Regions from separate parts of the Mus musculus genome. Here region 1 is linked to region 2. Evidence: chromatin loops called from intact Hi-C (ENCODE). Cell type or tissue: left cerebral cortex. All regions are shown on one strand. Links, peaks and the distances in the headings refer to the core of each region. The heading gives the core; the rest is flanking DNA.

Evidence for each region. Hi-C counts contacts between places; a loop is a spot of excess contacts. Peaks named below come from ENCODE experiments on the same cell type or tissue, not always from the same donor. Only the 100,000 strongest peaks of a DNase experiment are listed, where the experiment ranks them.
Region 1: a loop joins it to region 2, with 9 times the contacts of the local background. A loop is called at or near these places in 28 of 42 quality-filtered maps.

What each region holds. Positions count from the first base shown.
Region 1 is chr7:16,999,962-17,005,334 of GRCm38, reverse strand. It overlaps Ppp5c (protein phosphatase 5, catalytic subunit), which reads left to right. Exons shown (of 13, transcript NM_011155.2): 12 at 1-74; 13 at 164-695. The coding sequence ends at 226. Among named protein-coding and RNA genes, the nearest start is that of Ccdc8, 8.7 kb to the right of the region's middle. In left cerebral cortex, for the core only: a CTCF peak has its summit at 2,809; DNase peaks (open chromatin) are centred at 1,827, 2,631 and 2,843; H3K27ac peaks cover 1,390 bases.
Region 2 is chr7:16,928,940-16,934,312 of GRCm38, reverse strand. Gm32630 (a long non-coding RNA gene) reads left to right here and starts at 2,164. Exons shown (of 3, transcript XR_391181.3): 1 at 2,164-2,372; 2 at 3,353-3,430; 3 at 3,566-3,977. In left cerebral cortex, for the core only: CTCF peaks have their summits at 1,162 (motif pointing left), 2,147 (motif pointing left) and 3,286 (motif pointing left); DNase peaks (open chromatin) are centred at 1,094, 2,135 and 3,272; H3K27ac peaks cover 1,840 bases.

The sequences.
Region 1 (5,373 bases), core at 302-5,301, 71 kb before region 2:
TGGGAAACAAAGCCTCCTACATCCACCTCCAGGGCTCCGACCTGCGGCCCCAGTTCCACCAATTCACAGCAGTGGTGAGTGACCTGGGACAGGGCACTGCCTGGGCGAGTGCTTTGTATGGGCAAGTCTCCTGACTGTCTCTCTCCTTCTGTCCCTGCTGCAGCCTCACCCCAATGTCAAGCCCATGGCATACGCCAACACGCTTCTGCAGCTAGGAATGATGTGAGGCTGTCAGCAGCAGTGAGCCGGGACTTGCCCAGCTGAATGGCCCCGCCCTCGGCCTGCTGCCCCGCCCCAGGGCAACGTTGGACCCCCTTTTACTTTGTAAAGTTTGTATTTATTCCCCTTTAGGTTGCAGAGGGGGTGGGGGCAGCGTGGGGCAGCAGACGACAGGCTCCTGGTCAGAGAAAGGAGACTGGAGGTAGGGCACAGCCTGGGCATTTGGAGGAAGGCCAGCCTGGGTAGGGGTGGGGCCAAGAGGAGGTCTTGCCCCTTCACCTGCATGGCTCCTCCCCTGGTAAAGCAATAGGACCCTGCCATAGGAAGACCCCAAAAGAGGGTCATCAGGGAGGCCTCCTCCTGGTAGCCTCAGGGTGGGGCAAGGCTGGGGCCCACCCCCCAGCTATTTTATGTTCTGTAATTAACTATGTTAAAATAAAATAAAGTCATTATTGTAAGTCAAACCTCATCTCAAACCCACCTCGACGTGTGTCCACCACGTACAAGCCCCTCCAGGGTGGGTACAGTTTGGTTCTGGGTGCCCCTCAGTGATGTGGACATCACAGGACAAGAGTCACCACAGAAGTATCGTCGGACCCCTGAGACCTGTGCAGGCTGCAGGCTGACCTCAGACCCCTCAGAAGCCTCTGTTCTAGCTGAGCTTTGCAAGGAAACGGCATAGTGGGTGGAGCATGCGGAGCCTTCTGAACCCTCATCTCCCAACAGCACCGCAAAGTCCATGCTCAGTGCTCTGGGCTCCCAAGCTGTCCTCAGCAGGGACAGCGCTCAGCAACTGTTCTGCTCTGCTGTATGCTCATGGGGCAAACAAGGCTTGGGCTGCCCAGAGAGCTAGTCTGCCCGAGAAGTTGCTGTTTCCCTGGCCTGGGAGTCCTCCGTTGCTACTGTTGGTTGAGAGGCCCTGAGCCTTCAGTTCAGTAGTGCTTGAGGAATTTCAGAATCCTATAACTGAGAATGTGGCCAGCAGGTGTGGCTGGTGTTTATTTCCAAGCTGGAAGGTGGATTATACTCAACCTCTCAGAAAATTCCATAGTCCCCGGTGCTCTGTGCAAACCCCTAGCAACCTGTAGGACTGCCCCTGTCTATAGCAGGTTCTTTTCTCCACACTGTGCAGGACATCTGACAGAAGCAGCTCCAGGGATGGCTGCTAGTCACAGGTGAGAAGACTGCGCCATCATTCAGGAAAGACCGTGGTTGTACTGGGTCAAGACTGCAGGAGCTTTCGTGGTCAGCTTCTCACAGGATAGAGGCCAGAAAGCAAAGAGAGAGATCTCAAGCAGGGCCAGCTAGGAACGTTCAAGGCCCACCCCTTAGTGCCCTGCGTCCTCCAGCTAGGTCACGAGTTTAGAAATCTCTACTCTCAAAGTCCAAGTTGGATCCCTGACAAAAACTGGAGAACTGACTCCATAAAGTTGCCCTCTGATCCTCACACAGGCTGTGGTAGACATGCCCCACCCCCAGTAATAACATACATCTTTTTTTAGTTGGGCTATGAAGTTTCTCTGTATGTTTGTTCAGACCATGAGTTTCCCATGATTTACTGATATAGAAACAGTGCATGCTGTGTCAGCGTCCTCTCAAGGCACAGAACAGGACATATGTCACACAGTAGGGGCTGTGTAGTCCAACAGTGGCCATCTGTGCATGCCAGAGAGCCTGAGAACAGGGCCTCAACAGTGTGGGCTAGTGAGTCAGCTCAGTGGGCAAAAGTACTTGCTTGCACCAAGACTAAGAGCCTGGGTTTGCTCCCTGGTGGGGAGGAGAGCCAACACTTCCCCATTTCCTCTCCTACACACACACACACAGTTGTCCTCCACCCCTACCTCCACACACTTTTTTTTGTTTTGTTTTATTTAAATGGAGGTAGACAATGTTTTCCTCTGAAAAAAGCTTGCTGTTTTATATCTGGATAGGCCACCTGCTGCCAGGGTCTTCAATCCTTAATTGATCTTCCCTGAAAATCATCATATGCCCAGCAAAGGAGTCCCAGACAATATGAAGAGCTGGGGATGTGGCTCAGCCATAAAGCACTTACCCAGGATTAACCAGTAAGGGCCTGAGAGGACAACAAAGTCCAGTGCCAAGACCGGTAGGAACTCCATCTGCAGGCTCCCACCTGTCCTCTGCCTTTCCCACATTCAACCCTGGGAGCAGAACATAGGTGGACTTCACCACACACCAGGTGAAAGAGTAAGTTTAGAATGGGGATTAGGGTGGGAGTGTGGGGAACACAGGCACTTGAAGAGGCAGAAGCAGGAAAATCGGGAGTGAAAGGTCATCCCCAGCTACACAGCCAGCCTGGTTTAAGGAGACTCTGCAAAGCAAAAGTTGGGAAGGTGCCACTCAGCCTGGGACTCCAGGTCTGACTCACTATCACCCCCTACTGTTGCTGGCGGAGTGAATAATTTCTAGACTGAAACCAAGTTGTAGGGAATGGACTTGGATCTACCCATCCATGCACAGTGGTTAAAAATGTGCCAGGGGCCCCTGGGTCACTCAGGCAGAGAAACAGTACTTTCCAGGTGTGTGACATGGGCCTAAAACGACTTGAGGAAGGAATGAAGGTCCTGGGGACAAGAGGTGACCTGCATCCCTAAGTCCCTGCCAGACTAGACTAGAATCCACCACCAGGTGGTGCTCCAGGACCACAGCTAAAAACCCACCAGCGATGGATGGCACTTCTCAGGGCACAAGCGTGCAGGGGGAGGTGGAGTAGCGTGTCCTAACCCATCCACCTTTGAGATGGGAGGAGGGCAGTTTACACCTGTTACAAAACCCATACAAGCTAATGTTTCTGTCTCACTAGTGATGTTCTATTCTGTTTAAAGCTCTAGCCCAGCTAGCCAGGGTATTATCATGTAACCCAGGCTGCTCAGAAACTTCCTATATAGTGGAGGATGACTGAACTTTTGATCCTACTACGTCTACCTCCAGTGTGCTGGTGTTTCAGGCATGCACCACTAAGCCTGGGTTTGGGGTAGCAAGATAGCAACAACTAGACTACATCCCAGTCCTAGATGCTCTTACTGTGAGCATTTTTTCCAGATGGGGAAATTGGCTCAGAGAGGGTAGATGACTCGCCAAGAGTCACACAGCCCTGAAATAGGAACCCAGTTTGGCTCATCTGATGATGGACCTCCTAAACTTGAGATAGGGAAACGTGGTTATGGGGAATAAGAACGAGAAAGCAGTCAGATGATCGGCCAGGTGAGCACAGATGCTTCCTGCCTGGTCTTGAAGTGGTCCCTGCACATACCCTCCCCCTATGGTGGTCATGGTCAAGGGTAATGAGGTAAGAAAAGAAAAAAGAAAAAAAAAGCTGCTGGTTAATCTTGGCTGGCCAGGGACAGCAAAGAATAAGAGAGCGCGAGGGACTCCACGGGACTTCGCACAGCATCTTCATCTTTAAGGATGGCTAAGAGACTGATTCCAGATGTGTACAGGCCTCAGAAAAAAGATGGAGTAGGGCTAGATGGCAGGAGTGAAGCCAGGAAGCTCCTCCAAAGATCCATCACCACCACCTCCTGTTCCCCCAAAATTCTCAACCTTCTTTCCTCAGCCTGGGTCTGGGAGCCTGAGCTCTTTCACTTTATTCTTGTGACAGTGAGTGGCAGCCAAACTCGTTCAGATGGAAACCGAAAAGCTTGGAACTATACCTCTGAGATGGATCCTCTGCCTAGAATCCTCCAGTGAGGGGCCGGCGGCGTGGCTCAGGGGTAGAGCCCCTGCCTAGAATCCCCCAGTGAGGGGCTGGGGGCATGGCTCAAGTGTAGAGCCCCTGCCTAGAATCCCCCAGTGAGGGACTGGGGGCGTGGCTCAGTGGTAGAGCCTCTGCCTAGAATCCCCCAGCATCTGGTGAGGCCCTAAGGTGTGGTTTCATGGAAGATTACTTGCCTGATATGCATAATACCCTGGGTTCCACTTTGAAGTCAATAGCTTCATCTTTTCAAAAGCAAGGAAGGTCAGGACCACAGGGAAATACAATTAGGTGTGTAATCAGTCTTAGGATAATGTTCAGAAATGGGCAATATTAATGTGCTCTTAGTGCAGGATTTTCTGTCGTTTTTTTTGTATTATTTACTCATTCATTATTTTAACAGTGCCTCATGTAGCCCAAGCTGGCCTCAAGCTCACTCTGTGTCCTGTCTTGCAATCCTGATCCTCTTGCATCATTTGTTACCATGCCAGACTATGCCCTTTGATGGCAAAGGTGTCCCCCATCATGCTCTTGGCCAAGCCCACATGAGAGCCTGTGGTTTCAATCAGTCTGAGATAGACAGACGTGGTCTCCAAGTCCCCCGCAGCCTATTAACTCATCAGTGCCATCCACTCATCAGAGGTGTCATCTACAACAGCAAGAAGAGAATAATAATGTGCTACTTAGCCTGTGGCCTCCGAAGTGTGATTTCACCCGCAGGGCAGGTGTCAGGTGCCTGGGGAGGCCAGTGCACAAAGCGTACAGGATGCCCTAGAGCTGGAGTTACAGGTGGTTGTAAGCCTCTTAGCCACTTAGGAGCTGAACTTAGGTCCTCTGCAGGAGCAGCACAACACTCAACTACTCAGCCATCTCTCTAGTCCTCGCCTCAGCCCCCCAGGTGCCAGAATCACAGATCTGCTTCATGGACCAAGTTTGACTTGTTTACTTGTCTGTTTGTCTATGTGTTTATCCATGCAGGGTATAGATATATCCATACTTTATCACCTGGGTAAGGCTGGCCTCGAACTCTTAAGCTCAAGTAATTCTCCTGCCTCAGTCCCTGGAGTAACTGGGTACCATTATGTTAGCTAAAATGTGATTTTTAAAATCAGGCAATAGGAAGTGAGGGGGTGGGAGTCCAGATTCTGAGTTGCTTCCTTGCCGGTCTTCATTTCGCTCCATAGGGAAGAGAGGAGATAGCACGAGGGAAGGGAGTTTCAACCCATTGCCCACACGACAAAGCTTGAAGAAGCTAGGACTTCAAGCTCCACAGTGCCCTACTCCAGGGCTCCTGGCATAACCGTCCCGGCCTGAAAGAGGATTTGAATGGTACCTGCTACGCCCAGTTCCCAAATTCACAGTTTGGGATTGTGGCTTCAAATTCATTTATCAGGAATCATCCCAACTTGGTCATGACTGCTGGTCACAAGACGTCCTGA
Region 2 (5,373 bases), core at 198-5,197:
GTAGGGGAGGCTACAGGGGTTGACTGATTTATCTGAGATTCAGAAACCATGGAGTCTACCTGCAGAGGGAAAGTGCCATGCCCTGGACATATCTAGAGGAGTCACTGAAGCTATGGAGCATCTGGAGTCACACTTCAGGTGCTGGAGAGGCCACCGTTAGTTAACATACCAATAGAGAACTCTCTGGGTGCAGTGAAAGTAGGCAAAGCCTTAGATTAACACCATTGAACAGTTCAGCCGTGAACACAAAACCAAGGGCTAGAGTGTAGCTTTGTGGGTATGATGCTTGCCTAGCATGCAAGAGAACCTGGGTTTGAGCCCTAGCAACTCATAAAGCCAGTTGTAAAGGTTCACGCCTGTCATTTCAGGACTCCGGAAGTGGAAGTAGTAGGATCGGGAGTTTGGAGGCAGAAGGATGGGGAGTTTGAGGCCAGCTGGGGTTACCTGAGGCCCTGTCTCGAAAGGTAAATAATTAAACAAGAAAGGGGGCTGGTGAGATGGCTCAGTGGTTGAGAGCACCAACTGCTCTTCCGAAGGTCCTGAGTTCAGATCCCAGCAACCACATGGTGGCTCACAACCATCCGTAACGAGATCTGACTCTCTTTTCTGGAGTGTCTGAAGACAGCTACAGTGTACTTACATATAATAAATAAATGAATAAATAAATAAATAAATAAATAAATATTTTTTTAAAAAATTAAACAAGAAAATGAACAAATAAATACATAAAATGAGAGTGAGGTGAGCTTTCCCCTGCAGGTGTTTGGGGAAGGGTGTACCATTTTGCATACCGAAATTGGCCAGGACACTGTTTATGTAAGTTTGTCCTTGACAGAATTATTGGAACAAAAGAATCTGAGATTCTCTTAGAAATTGTTGTCAGCTCTGAACAAAAAGAACACCCCACCCCCGAAGGCTGAATGCTGATTGGTTGGGTCTCTATTATCTGTTGCTATGGTGACAAGGGGTTAACCCTCACCTCTATTTTGTAGAGAATAAATACCTGAGGGTTTCTCTATGAAATCAGGAAAACGGTTTTGTCTCTCCTTCAGTGAGATTGGGAGGACGAGAGCACAATGCTCTTCAAGATTTATATTTTAAGAAAATAGAGGTTGTTGTCTTATATAAATTAGCAATGTGGCGTAGATTTAAATCCTGGTGATGGCTCCCAAATGCAGAGCGCCGTCTGGTGGTCAGTAATCAAGAGCCATGAGCATATTATGTGTTACAAAGGTGACTCCCCTCTCTATATGTGTGTGTGCGTGTGTACGTGTGTGCGCGCGTGCGTGTGTGTGTGTGTGTGTGTGTGTGTGTGTGTGTGTGTGCAGGACACAGGACAATTATTTTCAGGAGTTGGTTCTCTCCTGTCATGGATTCTAGGGGCTGAACTTGGGTAGTCAGTCAGCCTTGGCACTTTGCCACTTTCCTGACATCTTCACCCTCATATTTACATAAATAAACTCAGCAGTAAAGCCCTTGCCTAGAATCCCCCCACCCCCCGTGAGGAGGCTGGATGAGCCCCTGCCCAGCACACATTAGCTCCTGGATTTCATCCCCAGTAACACAAAAACAAGTAAAAATTTAACAATTTTACTTTTTCCTTTCTTTATTTTCACTTGTTGGTTTCATTTTAGTTTTTTCACAGGGTCTCACTCTGTAGCTCAGGCTGTATTAGAACTCACTATGTAGCCCAGGTTGGCCTCAGAATTACAGAAATTCTCCTGTCTCTGCCCTCTGAGGATTGGCAGCACAGGTAGGAGGTGCCATGCCCAGCTTTATCTCCTAGTTTATTAGGGCATCGAGGTATCTGTGGTTCCCTCCAGGGGACAGCTGGCACTGCAGGTACTTCAGTGTGAACCTCCACTTCCTCACACTATCCCTGCAAGTCTTACTGTGTGCTGGACACCAGTCACCTGAGTCTCCCGGTGACTCTTCCCAGTAGCGTCTCACGAAGTGGTCAGAAAATGGGTGACACAAACCAAGTTTTCTTGTAATCTGATCCTATTCCTGACAACCCACCCTGTTTCCTGTATCCAAGTTTTGGATGCTGTCGTTCCAAATTGCATTCAAAGAGGCTTAGGCCCCAGAACGACCTTCTAACGCTTGGGAGGCAGGAAGATGATCATAAACGTTACCATAGCGCCACCTGGTGGTCAACTGAGGTAAGCAGTAATTGAGAGAGAAGTATGTGATTGGGTTCTATGGCCCAGAGCCTGTCATCTCAGTCATTCAAGATGTTGAGGCAGGAGGATAGAAACGCCCGGCCTACATATGTAGTGATTTCGACATCGTCCTGGCCCGCTTTTGAGGATGCAACCTAAAAACTAAAAATGAAATTGAGCATGGTGGGTCCCCGCACGCAGGAGGCAGAGGTAGGTGGATCTCTGTGAGTTTGAGGTCAGCCTGCTCTACACAGTGAGAGTTCCAGGACAGTCAGGGCTATGTAGAAAGACCCTGTCTCCAAAAAAGGGACGGGAGCCTCCTCTATTGCTCAGTGAGTGACGGAGCTTGCTGGGCAAACCTGATGGCATAAGTTTAGAACCTCAAACCCATAACGGAAGGAAAGAACTGACTTCAGTAAGTCATTCTCTGACTTCTAGATATTTGTCATGGTACACATCGATACAGAAAGATAGATAATAGATCGATAGATAAATAGATATGGAAAAACACTTATTGAAAAAATAAAAGTAAGCTGGGTGGTGGCGCACGCCTTTAATCCCAGCACTCAGAAAGCAGAGGCAGACAGATCTCTAAGTTTGAGGCTAGCTTGATCTACAGAGTGAGTTCCAGGACAGCCAAGGCTACACAGAGAAACTCTGTCTCAAAAAAAAAAAACTTAAAAATGAAAGCAAAGGTATGAGAGATGTGGCTTAGTGGTGTAGTGCATGCTGGAATCAATCCCATCATCTGAAAAAAGAAAATAAAATAAATGAATAAAAATTCTTGAAAATACAGTTGAAAGGAGTCTTGTGAAGTTCTAGCACAAAATGTTACTATAACCTGAAACTAATTGCCACCCTGAATAAGCTGATGGTTTAACTGGCTGTCTGCCTTCATCTGTTGCCATGGTGATAGCCATTATGTCTGATGCTGTTAAAAGGAAGACCTGCTTTTTAAGTTTTCTTTCACCAAACCAGAAGGGGATCGTTGGTTCTATTTTCCCACAAACAGAATAGAACCCAAGGTCTGTGCCTTTGACCCAGTTTGGGGTCAGGGTTCTATCAACCATGGTAGAAATTAGTTAGGAGAGATGGTAAGAATCTTCACCAGAGAGCCCTCTAGTGGCACATGAATGAAGTGCAGGGCTCTTGGATGTCTATTTCCAGCCTTGCCTGTCTGGGCCCTGCAGGTTCTCCATGGTTCTCCACTGCAGTCCTAGCAGAGAGATTAAGTCTCCTGCCTGAAATCACACAGCCAAGAATGAAAGGTATGATGATTTTTATATATAAACCCAGGTCCCGGGGAAAGGAAGGGAAAAAATGGGAAAAAAGGGAAAGAATAGGGGGACACACCCTGCAGGATGAGTAATTTGCATTTTTAATTTGCATATCTCTAATTGCAGTGTTCCAGCAAGAACATATTGTGAAACACTTGGAAGGTAGAGGCAGGAGGATCTCTGTGAGTTCCAGGCCAGCCAGAGATACACAGTGAGACCCTATGTCAAAAACAAGCAAAAAGAACCGTGTGGCAGTTAAAAGCATCTGCTGTTTTTCCAGAGGACCCAAGTTCCATTCCCAGAACCGACACCAGGCATCTTATCCACCTGTAACTCCAGCTCGAGGGCATCCAATGTCCTCTCTGGGCCTCCCTTGGCATCAGAGCACACATGGAACATACACACAGTAATGTACACACAGATTTAAAACAAAATTTTAATACTGTACTTATTTGTTTTTTAATTTATTTCTGTGGGAAGCAGAAATGGACATGTGCTGCATACCCACACTACAGTGAGGCCCAGCTCACTGTAGCAGTGCCATGCCAGGCTGGTGATCCTGCATTCCGTAAGAAAGCAGGCTAGTGGTCACAGTGTTTTATTGCAGCAATAGAAACTCTAACTTATTAAATCTGCCAGTGGTGGCGAACGCCTTTAATCCCAGCATTCGGGAGGCAGAGGCAGGGGGATCTCTGAGTTTGAGGCCAGCCTGGTCTACAGAGTGAGTTCCAGGAAGGCTATTTTAAAGCTGGAGTTACAGGTACTTGTAAACTCTCCAATGTGGGTGCTGGGAACAGAACTTGGGTCCTACAAAAAACAAGCAGTATCTACACGTAAGCACTGAGCCATCTCTTCAGCCTCCTTAAAACTTGCTTTTGTTTTGTTTTCCGAGACAAGGTATCACTGGGTAATCTGGGCTGGCCTCTAACTCAAAGATCCACCTGGCTTTGCATCCTGAGTGCCAGGACTAAAAGTGGGCACCACCATGCCCAGAATATTTGAAAACTACAACTCAATAATAAGAAGACAGCCTGATTTTAAAATGGGTAAAAGGCCAAGTAGTGGTGGTGTATATCTTTAATCCCAGCACTCTGAGTTTGAGGCCAGCCTGGTCTATACATTGGGGACAGCAGGGCTACACAGAGAAACCCTGTCTCAAAAATCCAAATAGTAACAATAAAATAATCGAGGGCTGGCTCAGTGGTTGGAAGCACTGGCTGCTCTTCCAGAGGACGTGGGTTCGATTCCCAGCATCCACATGGCAGCTCACAACTGTCTGTAACTCCACTTCCAGAGGATCTGATACCCTCACACAGACAAATGTGCAGGCCAAATACCAAAGCATATAAAGTAAAAATAAATAATTAAAAAAATTAAAAGATCAAGAGATTTGAGTCAACCTTCTCAGAGTTGTGCAGACAAGTCCAAGACACACACAAAGTGGGGCCAATACTATTAGTTATTAGGGAAATAAAATCCAAACAATGGGCTATTGCACCATATCCTCTAAGGAGGCTGTAATTAAAAGGAAAGATGGGGCCTGCCGGCACACCTTGGTTGGTAGAATGCTTGCTTAGGGTTCACTCCTTGGAGTCCATCCTAGCAATAGATATAGTGACCTCAGCACTTGGGAGGTGGAGACAGGATCAAGCATTCAAGCCAATCCTTGACTTCACAGTGAGTTCGAGGCCAGTCTGAGCTGGGTGAGAGTCAAAAACCAAACAATAAAACAAAATAGCAAGATTTGCAGATGTAAGAACAAAACAAAACAAAACAAAACAAACAAACAAAACATGTGCCCCGGGGTTTCAAAAAGGACCTGTCTCAAAGGAATAGACAGAGTGTCAGTGGACTCTTCTGCGCTCTTCAAGGAACACAGCTGGTCACACACTCAAACACAGTTGCACACATACTCACACAGACATGTACACACA